Regions from separate parts of the Homo sapiens genome. Here region 1 is linked to region 2. A link is a loop called in an ENCODE intact Hi-C map of the cell type or tissue named here. Cell type or tissue: mammary epithelial cell. All regions are shown on one strand. Links, peaks and the distances in the headings refer to the core of each region. The heading gives the core; the rest is flanking DNA.

Evidence for each region. Hi-C counts contacts between places; a loop is a spot of excess contacts. Peaks named below come from ENCODE experiments on the same cell type or tissue, not always from the same donor. Only the 100,000 strongest peaks of a DNase experiment are listed, where the experiment ranks them.
Region 1: it touches region 2 in a loop (2.3-fold over the local background); 1 of 110 quality-filtered maps calls a loop at or near these places.

What each region holds. Positions count from the first base shown.
Region 1 is chr3:22,979,805-22,989,833 of GRCh38, forward strand. It overlaps the pseudogene SALL4P5. Among named protein-coding and RNA genes, the nearest start is that of UBE2E2-DT, 220 kb to the right of the region's middle. In mammary epithelial cell, for the core only: no CTCF peak of the experiment used is centred there; no DNase peak of the experiment used is centred there; H3K27me3 peaks cover 849 bases.
Region 2 is chr3:23,154,163-23,164,191 of GRCh38, forward strand. No RefSeq gene overlaps it. Among named protein-coding and RNA genes, the nearest start is that of UBE2E2-DT, 44 kb to the right of the region's middle. RefSeq lists enhancers at 7,657-7,916, 8,027-8,176. In mammary epithelial cell, for the core only: no CTCF peak of the experiment used is centred there; a DNase peak (open chromatin) is centred at 5,919.

The DNA of each region.
Region 1 (10,029 bases), core at 2,088-7,087, 180 kb before region 2:
GTCTGGGGTGGGGCCTGAGACTCTGCCTTTATCAGCTGCTGGTCCACAGATCACACTTTAAGTAAAGGGGTAAGGCTGGCAGTTCAAGTAGCTAGACTTCTACATCTGTGGGGTATGATACAAAAGACAGGCTTTTTCAATTTAAATTTTTTGCTTAGTCAACCATCTAATACCACTGCAGAAGGCTGACTTCCAAAATACCATCTAGAAGAAAAGAGTTTCAGAAATGCCAGTGCTGAGCTCTGTTGCTCTCAACTTTATTAAAAATAACTTCAAAAGCACATTAAGAGATTATACCAGAGGTTTCTAAAATATCTGACTTCACAGAGTCCTCACTGCCTCTGTAATCTTTTCACAATGGCGCAGTCCAAAAGAAATACCCAACTGTTCTGTTTATTAAGTAGTCAGGTCCATACAACTTACTGAGGGTTTTTTTGTCCTAACATCTTAGTAGCCATTTGAAAAAATTACACACATAAGCTGAAAGAAGAAAAAATTTCTTATTTTTTCCTTAAATATTAGGTTGGTGCAAAAGTAATTACGATTTGGCCATACTTTTAATGGCGAAAACCGCAATTACTTTTGCCCCAACCTAATAACTACGACTATCTATTGCAGTGTGTGAATCTATTGGGCACTGCACAACTTCTCAAATTTTGGAGTCCCCCTTGTTTCCCTTTGCACATTGCTTTTGGTGTGGTAATTGCTGCTTATCACAACAACTGTCAAGAACCCAGCTTCAAAAATAGATGACGCTGTTGAAAGGAATGCAGTGTAATCTATTGAAGAAACTGTCAGCTCTCTTAGGCTAGTACTTTACGTGTTTTCCAACAAATATTGAATATCTCTGTCCTTTCCTGTAAAACAAATATTTCTAAGGCGCCCCAAGGTACCTTGGCTCTGTTTGGGAACTGTAAGATCATACCCCTTACAAAGTACTAATGGTTACCAAAGGCAAAGTAAGAATTCTAAAAGAACATAGAAACTTTTGAAAATAATAGCTACAAAAAAAATACAACAAAATTCCTCTTAGATTTATTATAGAGAAACTGGCTATTCTCTGGCTGATTAGAACAAAAGCATATCCTTCTTAATGTTAGGATTCTTAAAATAAAATGTTTATAATTTTTTGAAGGAAAATTATCTTTCTAATACTTTCCCAGTAATAATATATCACTTTTCATCAGAAAAAAAAGGATTAACATCTAATTATTATTGTTCTTTTATTTTCTTACGTTCACCTTCTATTTCCTTGACATTAGACTTCAAATTAAATGTAAGGAACAATTCCGAACATTCAAGCCTCACAAAAAAAAGGAATCTTGATTGATTAGAAGTTTTACTTTATGTACCTACAATTTCCCAGTAGTCCTATTTCTCAATCAGAATTTGAATAATCTTTACAACTTGTATTCCCCCAAACTCAGATTTAATGACTCAGTAGGTTCAGAAAGAGAAATAACAGCTGCAGCTCATCCCGCTGTGCTATTCAGTAATGACAATGTTATACCACATTAGCAATTGTGACATTAATAAAAAGAAGCCCATAGGATTAACCAGAGACAGCTGACTTTAGTCAAATGTAGGTCAGGCTTTGTTTGCTCAGAAGCTGGTAATAAATTCCCAGGTAACTGCTCTCATGTGTCACACATATATGTCAGGAGCATAATTTCAGCCTCACTAAATGATTCACATTTTTAAGTTTCCGTAAGCCATTTTTGAATTATTGTTAAGCATTTAATTCCGCCATCAGGCCTATAGGCTCCTTAAAATTATTAACTTATGTGACATTACAGCATGTTTTTCCTTCAGGCAACACTTAAAAACACCTTGGAGGGTTTCATGTTCACCTTCCAGATACTGAAGTTCTTACTAGCAGAGGCTCAGGGGTCACCCCTAATTTACAGCATAGTTACAGAGGAAATGGTATTGATGGCTAAGAAAGCCACCTGTCATCACAAAGTTCTCATTGTCAGGAAATATCATTGAAAGCTTAACATGAGTATTGCATTCTTAATCAATTCTTATGGTGGGCTATATACAAACAAGAAGTCCATAACCATTCTCTAAAATATATTGAAAAATATAAACACTTTGGAAAACAGTTTAGCACTTTCTTTAAAAGTTAAACATACACCTGCCATGTGATCTAGCCATTGCTTTCCTAGGTACTTGTCTAAAACAATGGAACCATATGTCAACAAAAAGACCTGCACAAAAATATTCATAGCAACACAGCATGGCTCACAACTGGAAACAACCCAAATCCACAGGAGAACGGCTAAACAGTGGCATATTTATACACCAGAACACCACTCAGCAATAAAAAGACAAGAGCCATAGATCCATGCAAGAATCACGGACAAATCTCTAAAACATTATGTTCAGTGAAAGTAGCTAGATGTAAAACAGTACATATTGTGTCATTCAATTTATGTGAAATTCTAGAAGTCAAAAACAATCTATGGTGATACAAATCGGAGTGGGGCAGGGATAGACTGCTGGGAGAACAAGAGCACTTTCTGGGGTGTTCTATATCTTGTTGGGGTGATGTTATGTTCATGCATATATTTGTCAGACTCATCAAGCTGTGCATTTAAGATCTGTGCATTAAGATCGGCATCTAAATTATACCTCGATGAATAAAATATATGTGAGTGCTCTGTAAGCTCTTCAATTTTATACTTAAACTTTATTAAGTCAACTACTTTTGTTAAATGCTTATGTAACTGTAAAACATTATGAAGTCTTTTAAACATCAACAAAAAGAGATGTCACCTGAAAGATACTAACTCAATATTACCCAAGTAAGGATAATAAGCAGCATATTTAATGAGTTAAATAAATGGATAATTTTAATTGATTTACATTTTAATTCCTTTTACATGCAAATGGCATAATTTGAAAGCTCTGTTTGTACCTTAGAAAAATATCAATGGGCATAATCGCAATTAAGTACTTAAAGCTAATTTATATTAATGTAGAGAAGCAGCTGCAAGATGAGCCAAAAACAGTAAATGATATAAAAATAATTTGAATGTCTAATATTTACCAGAGTTAGTGACTCTTCTGTCCAAACTTTGCCATTGCCACCACTATGATTCAGACTCCTGCTACCATTTTTTTTTAAGTGGAGCAGATTCCTAATTTGCTTTCCTAATTTGACTGCCTTACCCCTTTTAAAGACATCATATTAATCTTAAAGCACAGCCTAAGCATTTCATGCCATTCATCACAATTACAGTCAGGGTCAGCTCCCTAGTCTGGCATTCAAAGCGCAGTTTTGGTCTGACTACAATCTCTCCCTGGTGGCACCTACTCTCATGGCCGCTTTTTCCCAGCCTCCCACTAATCCATAGATCTCTATACTGAGGCAGCTAGATGGCTCACCTGTTCCTACCCCTCACCCGTTCCGGCTTCTGCTCATGTGCCTCTCCATTTGAACTTTATAGCATATCCAATTCATCCCGGTTTCCAAGATCCACTTTTGTTATCACCTCCTTGTCAAGGAAATTCACCATTTTCCTTACTCAGAGTAATCTTTCTCTCTTAGAAACACTCATCACATTGTATGCCCAGTTCTCTTATCACCACTGTCAATCTTATATTGTGAAATGGTTTGGATTCCAACTCCAGAAAGAAACACGTAGCTTGAAAGCTTAGTTCCTCAGCTGTCAGAATTTAGGCACGTTGCTTCATCTCTCTATGTTTCTGTTTCTTCATCTGTTAAAAAGTAAAATAAAAATAGTATCTCTCTTTTATGATTGTTATAAGCATGAAATTAGATAATGTACATAAAGTGCTTAGTCTGACACACATTTTAAATCCTCAATAATATTTACCCCAAAACTTGCTAGCTAAAAGAGAATAAATTCTCCAAATGGATGAATTATATACTAAGAATTGAGGGAACTTGTAAATGGAAAACATTTTGAGGAATATCAAAAGAAACCAGAAGGTTGGAGGTGGATAACTTTTGCTGCTGTTTTCAAAATAGGACGTAAGTTTGGTTTTAGAAGCTGCAAAATGGTGAAACTGATGTTAATTTGAGGCAGGAAAAGTCTGGGTAAAAGGGAAAACAAAAAAACAAAAAAGGAGAAGTAGTCCAGGTACTGAAGAGAAATAAAAACACATGTCCACACCAAGACTTGTACATGAATATTCATAGCAGCTTTATTCATTATAACAAAAAAAAACTGAAACAAATGTCCACCAACAGGAAAGGGATAAACAAAATGTGTTATATCCCTACAACAGTATACCCCTCAGCAGTACAAAGGAACATACAACTGACAGAGCCACAACACGGGTGAATCTCAAAATCATTGTACTGAGTAAAGGAAGCCAAACACAAAAAAGTACAGCGTGCATAATTCCACTTATATGAAAGTCTAGAAAATGCAACTAACCTATAATGACAGAAAGGAGATCAGTGGTTGGCTGGGGCATGGGGATGGAGGGAAGGAATAACTGGAAAGAAGAGGAGAAAATCGTGGAAGATGATAGAATGTTCTGTGTTTGTGGTGCAGTGTGGTTTCAAGGATATACACATAATTCTGTCAAAACTCATCAAAGTTGTATTCTTCAAATGGGTGTGATTTGCACCATTTTTTTTAAGTCAGTAAGAACCTAAAAAATAAAGTAGTACTGATTGGGGCACAGTATATTTTCATTAAGAAAATGTTACATTTGTTTGACAGTTTTTCCTTCTTCAACCAGGCTCCTGGAACACAATATCTACGAAATGAGTAGATGCAAAGTATCTGAATCTCAGCAGGATATTTGAAGACATTTGTAATGATATGCTGTTGGATCTAATGAAATGTTATGGCCTGGGTGCAGGGACAATGAAAGAATTGAGTCAAGAATCCCCTGTCATCCTAGAAGATTTCTAGTGGCAGGTCACAGGGTTCTGCACCTAGCCTGTTTAAGCCTTTTATCAATTACTTGTCTGAACACCTAAGGGCACAGCCATTGCTTTGTGTTGGCTAAACATTGGTATGTTGGATGACAGATTAGGATCTAAATCATCTTGATAGGCTATAGCAGTAATTTAGGCATAATAGGGTAAAACTTTACAAGGACAACTATTAAATAGACAAATTGAATCTAAAATTTAGCTTTCCAAGTACAAGATAGAGGAACCATGCCATACCAGCAGGACATTAGAAAAGTCAGCCTTAGGGTCATAATCATCAATAAGCTCAGTGTCAACCAACAGTGAAATATAACTCTTAAAGAAGTTAACTTGACCTTGGGTTGCATCGAAAAACACATAAGCTTTAACAGGAAGAAGATGGAAATCATGTTTTATTCTCCATAATAAGCTTACATTTAAAAATATGTCATGAAGTTTTTGGTGAGATGCTTATTGGCGGGGGGAAGATTAGAATTATATCAGAGGGAAAAAAATGTTATGTTTTTAATCTATGAGTTCCTTAAGGACAGGATCCATATTTTAGTCATCTAAGTATCACTAGCACCTGTCTCAATTCCTGCCATGACTATAATTATTGTTTAGAAAGTAAATGATGTTTATATATTGATAAGACTTGAATTGTTGTCACATAAGTAGTGGGAAAGTAACAAGGAATTTTTAGCCTAGGCAATAAAAAAGACTGAAGAAGGGGGAATGAGGGGTGAATCAAGGTGGACAGCACAAAATGTGCCTATGGTAACTGCAGTGAATTATAGATGGCTGAAAATCTTTGTCACTTCCCTCCATTAGGAAGTGGAATTATTTGTCCAGCCCTAGAATCTGGGCTGAATCTGTGACCACTTTGACCAAAAGAATGAAGAGAAAGTGATACTGTAATAGTACCAGGTCCAGTCTTTAAGAAGACTGACAACTTTCACTTGCTTTTTCTTCCACCATGCTAGAAGGAAGCCCAAGCAGCTACAAGGATAGGTCTACATGTGGCAGAATTAAGGCACCCAGCCAGCAAGTGAGGCTGAGTTCCCTGCCAATAGGTAGCATAGACTTGCCAGCCCATGTAAATGAGCCACTTGCAGTAGAGCCTTAACTCCTCAAGCCACCCCGCCTGATGCCATATGAAGTAAAAATGAGCTTTCCCCACTGGGCTTTTGCAAAATCACTAGCAAATAAGATATAGTTGTTGTGTTAAGCCACTGAGTGTTGAGGTGGTTTGTTATGCAGCAAGAAATAGTTGAAACAGTAACCATATTCAAATATATTAAAAGCTATCATATGCATGGTCCCATGGGTTATAATTATAACCAATATGCAGAATTAATACTGATATCCATAACTTGAAACGTTTCACTGAGAAGCAGGTTGGAACCTTAAAGATAAGACCCGACAGAGAAGAAAGTGCCAAAGTTGTAGAGCTCATTTGGCATTAGAACTCGCCTCAAGGAAGTAAGCTCAGGTTCATTTTCAGATGACATCAGTTCCCAAGGGTTTCATCTGCTGGGCATTGTAGTGCCGGGGGAAGACCATTCAGGTTGAATAAGATCCTATCGATCCAATGTCTGGAGAGAGCAGATCAGCATAAGGCTAGAAGGCTTTCAAGACCCCAGTTAAGATGAGATTCAGAATGGATATCAATCCAAGAGGGATCCTGGAGTAACCACCCAAAACCAGAGAAAGCAAAGGTACAAGGATTATGCACCCAGAGTGTGGGTTTAAATGGTATAGTTTGGAATGAGGGCACACCTTAGACCTACCACACATCAGATATGTCAGATATGGTCTTGATTCTGTGATCTGATGGGAATGCAAATCCTAAGGTGCCATCAAGTTAGTTTAGGATTGGCTCAGAAACCAGCCAATTGAAGAACTGGCTAGGAAACTAGAGTGGGCAAGTAGGCAATGGGTGCCTCTTCAGTATCTTTGGCTGGGGGGCTAAGATAAGAGTCTTCTGAGAGGAGCTAGAGGAAAGCAGGTTTTAGTTTAACACAAGGAAGAACTTTCTTAGAGGGGGTGTATTCCTATGATTGCAAAAAACTGAATTATCACCTGCCAGGAGATCTACAGAGAAGATGCATACATCTAATAAGAATGATATCAAATAACTTTTTAATGCCCTTCCAACCCGAGATTTCCTAACACATACATAATGTGAGGGCAAACTGCTTGCACAGAGCACATAGGTGCTCAACAAGGAGTGGATGGATAGACAGAGAGATGGACAGACAACTGGATGGGTAAACTTAAGGATGAATAATGCAGTCTGACATTTTCAAATACTCAGCACCTCCCATCCACAGACACATTAGCCACAGGAAATAAACTGGACCTCAGAAAAAAAGAAATTAAAATGTATTTGTACCTCTAAGAGTCTTCCAAACACTTAGTATCTTGGAGTACCCAAATATATGCTGCATTTTTATGCTTATGAAAGCAATTTCTTAAGAAAATTAGAATTTCATGTGAAAATGTCTTAGTTTGTTCTGACTGGTTGACTCTGAGCAAGGGTCACTGTGGACCTGTATTCACTGGAATTTGGTACATTCAGCACAGCTCAGCTTTAACAGTCAGGAACCCAAGCTCCAGGTACAAAAGACAGCCTTGAGCAACAGAGAAGCAGTGACCAGCCAGGGTCCACGTGTTCTATTATCTCTTCTCCCAGCAGATTTCTCATGCCACATTGTGCTTTATATGCCTTGTACCTATTTTTTAACCTTTGCTCTTGTCACACACTCCCTGGTATGAGACATTTCTGCAGGTCTCTGATGTAGAGTATATACTCTCCTCTAAATAACATGGCCAAGGTTTTAGGCAAATAAATGTCTAACACCTTCATACACAAAGAATATCTTGTTCTTTAAGACAGAGGGTAAAGCTCTATGTTCTAGGGAGTGGTTAACAAATTATTTGAACCACAATCCACACTCAAAAAACATTTTACAACCTAACACAGAGGATACATATAAAATAATATTTACCTCACAATGTGCCATGCATTCCAATATTTTCTATTTCATTTTTCAAGCTGCCAGTGAGAACCCACTAATATGAATTTATGACACACAATACATGGGACTAATGGTCTAAAAGGCACAGCTTAAGGGACAATTATCAAGTAGTATTTACAGGGAGTGTAGCAGTGAACCAAGTGCCCCCAAACTATGCTAACATTAGAAAGTTCTGAGCCCTCAAAACCTATAAATAATGTTGCCATTTTCTAAGAATGAAGCTAATAAGAGTTAATACATAATGGATGAGATTAGCTAAATGTAGAAATTAATTCAAGAAAAATGTGGGCTGCAGGGATTTGAAAATACTCTCAAGTCCAATCAAGGCATCCAGGATGAACAGTGTGACAGTAGTCTTACTAGATTATAATTCTAACATGAGAATTTTATATTAAAATAGACAGTTTTATTTTGCCTTGCCTGAATAAATCCTGTTAGTAGTAGGAACTGAATGCATTGGGGTGGGCTGACTTCCTTGTAAGCGGGAAGTCAAAAGACAAGGATTTTTTAGTAGGTTCCTCCATCCAGGGAAAAGACTACTGCAGCCCCTAAATGCAAATATCCAGTCAGCTTGGCAGCTGGGGGCCAGGAGGAAGGTGGAGCCTCCAATTCTCATGGCTCAACGACACTTGCTCTCTCTCTCTTCATCGAGATCTACTAAACAATTTTTGATTTAAACACTGGTTTCCCACTCATGTTTTCCTAAAGAGGTAGGAACACACTAATCAGCTAATAGAAATTTCTTATCTGCTTGCCAGTTATACTTTTCATTGTCAATGAACAGACTGAGATCTCGATTAATATACATCAGTCTTGTGGGTTTGGTTACATGATCATTTCTACACTGAATGAAATGTCAAGGTTGTGGAAAGCAAAGAACCCAGCCTAGAATAGGGCAGCACTTCTAGGATGATGGCACTCAAGAGAGCCTGCCTGGGCATCCTGCCAGCCTGTCTCAAAGCAATCCCTCTTGCAACTCTATCACTTGACCCATAACAAGTTATTCAGAGGTTAATAAATGACAAACCAAATAAAAATATATTGGTTTCAAAGAGAAAAGCATTGACTTAGCATTTCTTCCAGCCAGCTAGAGTGAAGGAATATTATTGAAACCCAGTCAACTTTGCTTTCACACACCAGAGTTGGCTATGGTCTAATCTTTCACAGACTGGGGTTAATGTTTTCAGTTTTTTGTTTGGTTGGCTGCTTTGTTTTTGAGATAAGGTCTTGCTCTGTCACCCAGGCTGAAGTGCAGTAGGACAATCACTGCTCACTATAGCCTTGACCTCCCAGGCTCAAGCAATCTTCCCATCCAGCTCTCAAGTAGCTGGAACTTCAGGTGGGTGCCACCACGCCCAGCTATTTTCTTTATTTTTTGTAGAGACATGTTATTTTTTTGTAGAGATATGTTGCAGGGGCAGGTTTTGAACTCCTGGGCTCAAATGGCTCTCTAGGCTTGTGGAAGTGCTGGGATTACAGGTTTTGAGTCACTGCAGCCAGCAGGTTAATAAAACAATTTGTGTCACAGAGTCTGATGGCCGTATCACAATTTAATATTTCCAGTCACCTACTGGGTCTGGATTTTCATTGCTTCTCAACGCCATTCATTGATGCCACACATATTTCATGAGCACCCAGATTCAGTAGTCACAAAACAGAAAAGAGCTCTATCCTCAAGGAGTTCAAAGTCTGGAACAGAAGGATGAATTGTTATAAATCAGTGTAAGAAATGGTGTTATATTCAATATAAAGTCGTGGCATCAAGTAGGATGGACTCAACTCGAAGAAGGGAGATGAAAGATTTCACAGGGAAGATATTTCAGGTGGGTTATGGGGGAAATAAAAGTTTACGAAGCAGACCAGCCAAGAGCAATCATTGCGGAAAGAGAGCACGCGGGGGAGTTAGGCTGTATGAGGAGTTTGGACTGGAATGGTCATGGTAACTACCATGAGTTTAAAAGGGACACTTTTGTTATTGAAGATTTGGTGTCTTTTCAAGAAGAGATATTTCCCAACTCCAGGAATTTCTGCCGTAGAGGGCAAATATCTGTGGCTCTCCTGGCACCCCAATGCTCGCACCATGTTGAGGTG
Region 2 (10,029 bases), core at 2,825-7,824:
CCTAATCTTCCTTTATGAGGCCCCACTTCCCAAAACTGCTGCATTGAAGATTACATATCCAACACATGAACTTTGGAGAACATATTCAAACAATACATCAGCTATATTTTCTTTCAATGAGGTGAGGTTGTTTTGACCTGATTGATTCCAATGATTGGCTTGCACAGAACAACTTCAGGCCTTGTTGTTCAGTTTTTATATTGTTTCATTTTAAAGGAAATAAATTTGTTATAGATTTGAGATATTGCTACTTTAAAAGCTTCCTGGCCAGGTGCAGGGGTTCACACCTATAATCCCAGCACTTTGTCAGGCCACGGCAGACAGATCACTTGAGCCCAGGAGTTTGAGACCAGCCTGGGCAACATGATGAAATCCTGTCTCTACAAAGAATACAAAAATTAGCCAGGTGTGGTGGTGCACACCTGTAGTCCCAGCTACTCAGGAGGCTGAAGTGGAGGATTGTTTGAGCCCAGGAGGTGGAGACTGCAGTGAGCTATGACCATATTACTGCACTCCACCCTGGGCAACAGAGTGAGACTCTGTCTCAAAAAAAAAAAAAAAAAAAAAAAGGTAGCATTTCTATATATAAACAACAGACTATCTGAAAAGGAAATCAAGATGGCAATTTCATTTATAAGTTACCTAGGAATACATTTAACCAAGGAGGTAAAAACCTCTACAAGGGAAACTACAAAATACTGATGAAAGAAACTGAAGAGGCTAAAAGTCAAATGGAAAGACATCATATGCTCATGAATTGGAAGAATAAATATTGTTAAAATGGCAATACTACACAAAGCAATTGAATGTAATTCCTATCAAAATACCAATGACATCTTCACAGAAACAGAAAAAAATGCTAAAATTTATGTCAACCCACAAAAGACCCAGAATAGCCAAAGTAATCCAAAAAAATAAAGCCGGCAGTGTCACACTACCAGACTTCAAAGTATACTACAAAGCTGTAGTAACCAAAACAGCATGGTACTGGCATAAAACAAGACACATAGACTAATGGGACAGAATAGAGAACGCAGAAATTAATCCAAGTATCTACAGCCAACTGATTTTTTTACAAAGGTGAAATGGTGCTTGGAAAATTGGATATCTGTATGCAGAAGAATGAAACTAGACCTGCCCTTCCTCTATATAAAAACCGACTCAAAATGGATCAACCACCTAAGGATAAGACCCAAAATGATAAAACTACTAGAAGAAAACATAGAAGAAATGTTTTAAGACCTTGGTCTGGGAAAAGATTTTATGAATAAGACCTCAAAAGCATAGGCAACAAAAGCAAAAATAAACAAATAGGATTATAGCAAACTAAAAAGCTTCTGCACAGCAAAGACAACCCAGAGAACTGGAGAAAATATTTGCAAACTACTCATCCTATAGGGGATTAATATCCAAAATATATAAGGAACTCAAACATCAACAGCAAAAACAAACAATCCAACTAAAAAAAATGGGCAAATGATCTGAACAGACACTTCTCAGAAGACATACAGATAGTCAACAAATACATGAAAAAATTATCAATATCGTTAATTGTCAGGGAAATCAAAACCACAGTGAGGTATCATCTCACCCCAGTTAGGATGGCTATTTATCAAAAAGACAAAAAATAACTAATGCTGGCAAGGATGCAGAGAAAAGGGAACTCTTACACACTGTCAGTAGGAATGTAAACTACCACAGCCACTATGGAAAACAGTATGGAGGCTCCTCAAAAAACTACAAATAGAGCTACTATATGATTCAGCAATCCGACTACTGGGAATTTATCCAAAGGAAAGGAAACAATTATACCAAAGAAACATCTGTACCCCCATGTTTATTGCAGCACTATTCACAAGATACAGGATCAACCTAGGTGTCCAACAATAGACGAATGGATAAAGAAAATGTAGTATATATACACAGTGGCTATTCCACCATAACAAAGAAGGAAATCCAGTCATTCTCAGCAACTTAGATGGAACAGGAAGATATTATGTTATATGAAATAAACCAGGGACAGAAAGTTAAACCCTGCATGTTCTCATTCACACGTGGACCCTAAAATAAGGTGATCTCATAGAAGTAAAAGAGTAGAACAGAAGATACCAAAGGTTGGAAAGGATGGGGGAAGGAGTGAATAGGGAGAGATTTGTTAAAGGTTATAAAATTACAGCTAGATAGGAGAAATAAGTTCTAGTACTCTATACCACTGTAGGATGACTACAGTTAATAATATTCAGTTTCACACAGCTAGGAGGAACATATTGAATGTTCCCAAAACAAATAAACGATAAACATTGGAGATAATGGACATGCTAATTACCCTGGTCTGATCACTGTATATATATGGAGACATCATTATGTACCCTTTGAATAAGTATAATTATTGTCAATTAAAAATAAAATAATATAAAATCATCCTGTTAATATACCACAGCAAGAAAGTATAATTTACTTATTCATGAATTATCTGCTACTTATACTTCAAACAAATAAGCTAACTGTTTGCTCATTTACCTAATAGGCTGAGTCTAAAGAGCCATTAGTGGCTACTAGTAAATGAAATGAAATAGTTTTTTTTAATGTAATTGCACTCTGCATTTTATATGTAGTGGTTTTATGTAAAAACACCTCTGATTAAGGATTGACTTCAAAGTTAACATTTAATTTCTTGTAATTGCCTGTATAAACAAAAGGAAAATTCATAATTTAAACATTTTCTGCTGTAGACATCAGGTCATGTCCTTGCAGTTGCAATTTATTTGGCTCGATTAGCATGTAATGATTTTGACATTGGCAGGGTGATAAAAGGGAGAATTGAGAGTATGGAGGGAAGAAAATAAATGCAAGGAGGGAGAAAAAAGAGGAAATAAACAACAAAGGAAGGAGAAATAGAACATCATGGGAAAGAAAATAGAATACATGGTAAGAAAGGAGAAATGAGAATGAAGGAGAAAAGGAGAAACAGAAGATTAAAAGTTCTCTCTCGCCTGGAGGGGTGTTGAAAAGACCCTGAGCTGGAACCCTTATTCACACTTTGGTAAAAGGGAGTACCAAGTTCTTAATCGGATATGGAATTTCTTATATTTCACATTGCTCCTCTTTGTTTAACGTCAAGTTATGTAAGATAATTTATGTAAGATAAAACTTGGCTTGCATGAAAGTATTTTTTTTAATACTTGTACAAGATTTAAGCACTTGTTTTAGAGACGGATGTTAACTATAATCGATGGCTCGGTTGAGCAGAGTCTGTGCAACATGCCTGGAATTTGTAAAAATTGCCAACTATTAATAAAGCAGTTTCTTCCAGTTGTAACTGTGTGCCATTCTTTGAAGCATTCCCTGAGGAATATGTTTAAACAAGCTTGGATAGAACTTGTCATGGTATCATATAACTGCTATTGAACTGTTCTGAGCTTTGAACCAGCCATGTATCCTTTGTGTGCAAATGAAAAACAATCTGTCATAAAAGTGCATGAAAGTTGACAAGACTTTCTTTAATAGCTATATTCTAGGAATACATATTTATGAGTGTTTTTAAACACTAGCTTGCTAAATACTTACCACATTCTCAGATTGTTTAAAATATGAACCATTGACCTTAACAATTACTACAACTTACTTTGCAGATAAACTTAAACTTGTGGTTTTCTGACCATCAAGCAGCCTATAATGTTCTACATTAAAGAATGAACCTGTGTCTATATTTGCTTTCAGTATTTTATGATTCAGTGTAGACATAATTCAAAATAACTGTCTCAACTTTGTCTTAATGCTTATAATTTCCTTTCAGCATTTTATAATTAGATCCAGAAATTATTCAAAATAACTGTCTCAACTTGTGTTAATGTTTATATAATTGTCCAAACCATATCAATTATTTTCTAATATTGTATCATTATACAATGAAATCAGAAGGGTTATTTAATAAAGGCAACAATGGGGCAAGAAGAAAGTAAAGAGCTCATTTTCCTTCTCATCTAAAAGTTATTTTTCTCTTTCAAATCTTACAATTATCGATATAATTTTTTATTTAGAAATTTTGTCGTGGTTTTAAAGTACTGACTGACCTGAGGGTTGAATGGCAATGTTGCCGCAGTGATGTATGAATATTGTTAGGACACATGAAGTTTTAAATAGGAATAAGTGATGACTATATTTGGGTTTGCAGAAGCCCCTAGAATAAATGGTGTCCTCACTTTAAATTTATGATGGAGTTGATTTCAGTATTGCCAGCATTAAACACACTCAGACTTCTAGTAAAACTCACAATACTCTAACCTTAATAAGAGGCACTGCAATGCCAAGAGTGTTTTTTATATAACAGTCAATCAAAAATGTTGCCACTATCCTTGCACTTATATGTATAGCATTCATAATTATACCCCCAGTATTCCTTCTTTGACCCCAAATCATCTGAGGCACAATGATATAAAGGTAACTTCTCCACTAATTAATTCAAGGTTCATTGAGATTTATGAGCTTCTAATTTCTCTACTTAAGACATCAAGATGCCATTTCCTGCCCTCTCTGCTTGTGACATTTATCTCAAATGAAGGCTAAATAAAAGATTAGCTTAAGAATTAAGACCAGAGTCAAATGCATTAGAAAACAGAAGCATAGATAAGGAACTATAGAATTTTAGAGCTGATAAAGATTTTAAAGATAGGGTACCCAACATTACAAAGTAAACTGAAGCCCAAGAATGTATAAAGACCTTCCAAATCTTGCATAGCTGGTTAAAGACATGAAGCTGATGTGAGAATAAGTAGAAAGGAGTCTAAGTATGTTTGATAAGTACATAAGAAAGGGTAAGAAAATAAAGTCTTGGCAATATAGGTATCTATACACTATTCCCACGAGGGCAGAACGGTTTATAGTAGCGGTCCCCGATCTTTTTGGCGCAGCAGTCTCACGGAAGACAATTTTTCCATGGATGGGGGGCTGGGGTGTGGGGGATAGTTTCAAGATGCAACTGTCCCACCTCAGATCATCAGGCATTAGTTCAATTCTCATAAGGAGCACATAACCTAGATCCCTCAAATGCACAGTTCACAATGCGGTTTGTGCTCCTATGAGAATCTAATGCCACTGCTGATCTGACAGGAGGCAAACTTCAGGTGGTAACGCTTGCGTGCCTGCCGCTCACCTCCTGCTGTGTGGCCCACTTCCTAACAGACCACGGACCAGTACCGGTGCATGTTCCGGGGGTTGGGGACCCCTGATTTATCAAACACTGCTCAGAACATACCATCTAGGCTGGACGCCTTGGCTCAAGCCTGTAATCCCAGCACTTTGGGAAGCTGAGATGGGTAGATCACTTGAGATCAGGAGTTTGAGACCAGCCTGGCCAACATGGAGAAACCCCATCTCTACTAAAAATAAAAAAATTAGCTGGGCATGGTGGCAGGCACCTGTAATCAAAGCTCCTCAGGAGGCTGAGGCAAGAGAATCGCTTGAACCCAGGAGGTGGAGTTTGCAGTGAGCTGAGATTGACCCATTGCATTCCAGCGTGGGTAACAGAGAGAGACTCTGTCAAAAAGAAAAGAAAAGAGAAAATACATTCTAATATAGCTATAAGGTGTGAAGCTCTTATCTGCTGAGGTTGTTCTTCTACCACAAGCAAGAGCCAGCAGGGTTCTCACCATCCCTTTTAATATAAGGATCTGTCCCCTAGATTTACCCCATAAGCAGTGTCTATGTTGGACTACTACAGTCCTAATTTTTTTTTATCAACAGAAAATACCAGCTTTTAATCAAATGCACAGAGAAAATGTTTTAGATAATGAGGATATTCCCCGGTTTGTTTTAAATCTAAGGAAGAGGAACAGGAGGGAAGTAATGACGTGTCAGGGACAGCATAACCTCTATGACTAAGGATAAAGAGGGAAAACCTTCTTGCCCTCAAAGTGAAATCCCCTTCTATTTTAGGAAACACTCCTTTACTTTAAAGAATCTCTCAAATGAGTCACTAGGGTTAGATCATATTCTTCTGGGACATTTACTTTCCAAAGGATAAAATTTTCATGCATCAGTTAGAAAGGAAAAAATATAATCTGGCAAATAGGAGGCAGAACAATCCCTTTCCAAATGCTCTGTCTGTTCTGTCCTCTTAAGTCAACAGAGCACAGCTAAATATGGCAGACAATAAAGATCTCAGTTTTGTGAAGATAAAAAGATTCAAACCTGGTCAGGCGCAGTGGCTCATGCCAGTAATCCCCACACTTTGGGAGGCCAAGGCTAGAGGATCACCTGAGGTCAGGGGTTTGAGACCAGCCTGGCCAACATGGTGAAACCCTGTCTCTACTAAAAACACAATAATTAGCCAGGTGTGGTGGCAGGCACCTGTAATCCCAGCTACTCAGGGGGCAGAGGTTGCAGTGAGCCAAGATCACGCCACTGCACTCCAGCCTGGGCAAAGAGCGAGACTCCATCTAAAAAAATAAATAAATAAATAAATAAATAAATAAAAATAAATAAAAGATTCAAACCCAAGTCTTTAGTCCCAGGGTTTCATGTAGCAGCTTTTCTGTAGCTACTGCCCCCACAAAGCCCCTACTTTGCCTGAGCATGATGTGTTTCAGGGTGGAGAAGTGGACTATTACGGTGCTTTGAAGTATTTTTCAGCTTTCTGGCTGAAATCATAAATGTGTACTTTAAGTCAAGCTAGATAGAGACATATGAATAGATGCTGTTTTATTGCTCACCCATTTAAAATGCAAATGATAGTACCAAAAATTACCAAAGTCTACACTCCAGATGTTCCTGTTATTCACAATGGCTTTTTATTTTTTTGGCTACACTTATCCTCTCCTACATATCTCTGAATTTATTCTACCACATAACCTTCCTTATGAAAACACCTACTTATTTCTTAAATAATTTTGTTGTATATATTTAAAGAGTTGGAATCAAAAAATAAATTCATTTTCTCAAGTAATGAAAAAGCCAGATCTTCATTTCCATATCCCAAAAGTCAATTATGTAGAAATAAACAACATAAAGTGACAGACAACCTATTTATGAAGCTACATTGATTGCTCTGTGAAAACAAAAGTAGCTCAGTTTTCCTCAAGAGCATGTGAGGAGAGGTCTACAGTAGGACCTTAAAGAGAGGCACTAAAGTTCTTTGATAGGTACCCAACTCCCCATGTGAGATTGCTTAATTCAGTCTTGAACATAAAGGAAAACACACACACACACACATACACACACATGCACACACATGTGCATGCACACACACAGGAAAACTCAGTCTCTTTCTGAATGAAGGCAAAGCCCTATTGCTGGACATAAATGATAGGATGTGGTTTCAAGCATAGCAAAATATACACTCATTCTTCATTCATTCATTCATTCAATTACTCAGCAACTGTCTATTAGCAATTTCTACGTGCCAGCATCACGCTCAAATGAGAAAGACATGGTCCCTACCTTCAGAAGCTTCAAATCCAGTGGAGGGAGGAATACACTATTAACACTCTATTGACTGGGATTCTTAGCATTACAAATGACAGAAGTTACATAAGAACTTATGTGTGGGGAAGTTATTGGAGGTAACTGAATGTTCTAGTTGTAGATGTCAGGTATGACTGAGTCAAACAAAATCAACAGGCAATCTGTCTCATTCCATATTGGGGCTTTCCTTTTCTTTGATTAATTTCACTCTCAAGGCAGTTCTCACCTTATGGTGGTAAGAAGGTCACCAATAGTTCTAGGCATACATATCACCAGCTTAGGAACTAGTGTGGAAATAGAGTCCTTGCCCATTTTTTCCAACAAAAGTCCCAGAACTGACGCTAATTTAACCTAACTGGGGTCACATGCTCACCCCCGACTCACTCTCCATGACTACAGTGATAGAACATCTTACTTGGCCAGGCCAGTAGACTGAAAGTATGGGAGGGATGTTTTCACTAAGAAAAGAGGATGTCATTCAAGAAGGGGAATGGGTGCATGTAAAAAACAGATGTCCACCGCAACAACATCACAAGGCTGAGCATGAAACAAGGGTAACAGAGAGTGCTAAAGCAATATAGAAATAGAACATTTAATTGCAATGAAAGGAGGGGACTTAGGAGGCAGGCAGGTAGTTGTCAAATTCATAGAAAAGTGGCATTTTCGAAGCGGCAACTCTGGAAAAAGATCTGGGAATTCCCCACATATTTAAACATAGCTTTATCTTATGACTCAGCAATTCCACTCCTAGGTGTATACCCAAGAGAAATGAAAGCAAATGCGCATACAAACACCTGTACACAAAGGTTAAGCAGTGTTATTCACAATAGCCAAGAGGTATAAATAGTCCAAACCACCCGTCGACTGACAAATTTAGATAAGCAAATGTGGTACGGACACATAGCGAAATATTATCTGACCATAAAAAGGAGTGGAGTGCTGATAAACACTACAACATGGATAGACCTTGAAAACATTACGGTAAATGAAAGAAGCCAGACCCAAAAGACCACTTACTATATGATTCTGATATGAAATGTCCAGAATGGGGAAATAGAGACAGAAAGATTTGTGGTTGCTTAGAGCTGAAGGGAAAGGGGGACCTACAGGGTATGGGTTTTCTTTTGAGGGGATGAAACTGTTCCAAAGTTTACTGTGGTGATGATTGCACATATTTGTGAATATACTAAAAGTCACTGAATTATACACTGTAAATGGGTGAACTGTACAGTATGTAAACTGTATTTCAATAATGCCATTTTGACAAAATAATATTTAAAAGACAGGTTGGATTTCAACAAGTGTAATCTCAGGCTAGTACATATGAGGCTGGGGAGTTAATGTGACAATAGACATAGTGAGTTGCCTCACTTGTTTTACAAGTACGGCAGAGTCATGTGAGTCTCTAGAGGATGCTGTGGTGTGCAGCCCAGATTTCCCTTTCAGAACTAAACAATCTAGTTCCACAGCTACTGGGAGCACACCTGACAACAGCCCTCCACAGGAATTGCCCTCAGCAGCACAGGGCTACTCACCCAAGACCATGTCCCTCCCCAGCAAGAGCCTCCATCCAGTGACTGGTTGCTGTGAGTGTGTATAGAGGAACTGGACAGCCTTTTTTTTTTTTTTTTAAAGACAGAGTCTCGCTCTGTTGCCCAGGCTGTAGTGCAGTGGTGAGATCACAGCCTCCAGCTCCTAAGTTCAAGCTATCATCCTGCCTCAGCTTCCCATATAGCTGGACTACAGGTGAGTGCCACCACACCCAGCCAACTTTTTTGTACTTTTTTGTAGAGATGAGGTCTCATCCAGTCCGGCCTCAAACTTCTGGCCTCCAGGGATCCTCCCACCTCAGTCTCCCAAAACTCCCACAGGTGTGAGCCATCCTGCCCAGGTTCAGAATAGCTGTGAAAGGCCACTTATGCTTCAAAGCTCACCATGGGTTGTCTGAGGACTTTGCTGCGATCACACTGCAGCTTCACATCTCATCGTACCCACTCCTGGTTCCCTCTCCCGCTTCTTCCCAGAGTCTGCTTTCCATAGAATCCAATCTGCAACGTGGTGCATAGAAGATGGCGCATAAAAGGAACATAACTTTTAAACAGACTAGAAAATTAGATTTGGATTAAACTCTAGAGGACCTTGAATGCCATGTTAATGAATGTGATCTTCAATAGAATATAGGAAAGTAATCATTATAATTATATTTGGGTTAAGCAACCCAAGCAACCAGGTTAAAGAATTACCTAGAATGAGGCAAGATAAAGGACAGAAATACAAGTTAAAAAATCAATCCAAGAGTACAGGCAAAAGGACAAGTTAGTGGAGACCACAGACAGGACTATGGCAATGAGAATGAAGAGGAGGAAAGAAATTGGGAGACATCATAAGAGAATGAACTGGGTTTGATGAATGATGAGGTGAGAGATATTTTAATAGTAAGAAAGAAGATGAAAAAGACTACAAGTTTTCTAGTCTCAGAGTTGGCTAACAATAAGAAGAGTAGCACAGTGATAAGATGTATCAGTCAGGGGCCAGTAAAAAAACAAAAGCCACACCAGTTATTTTAAT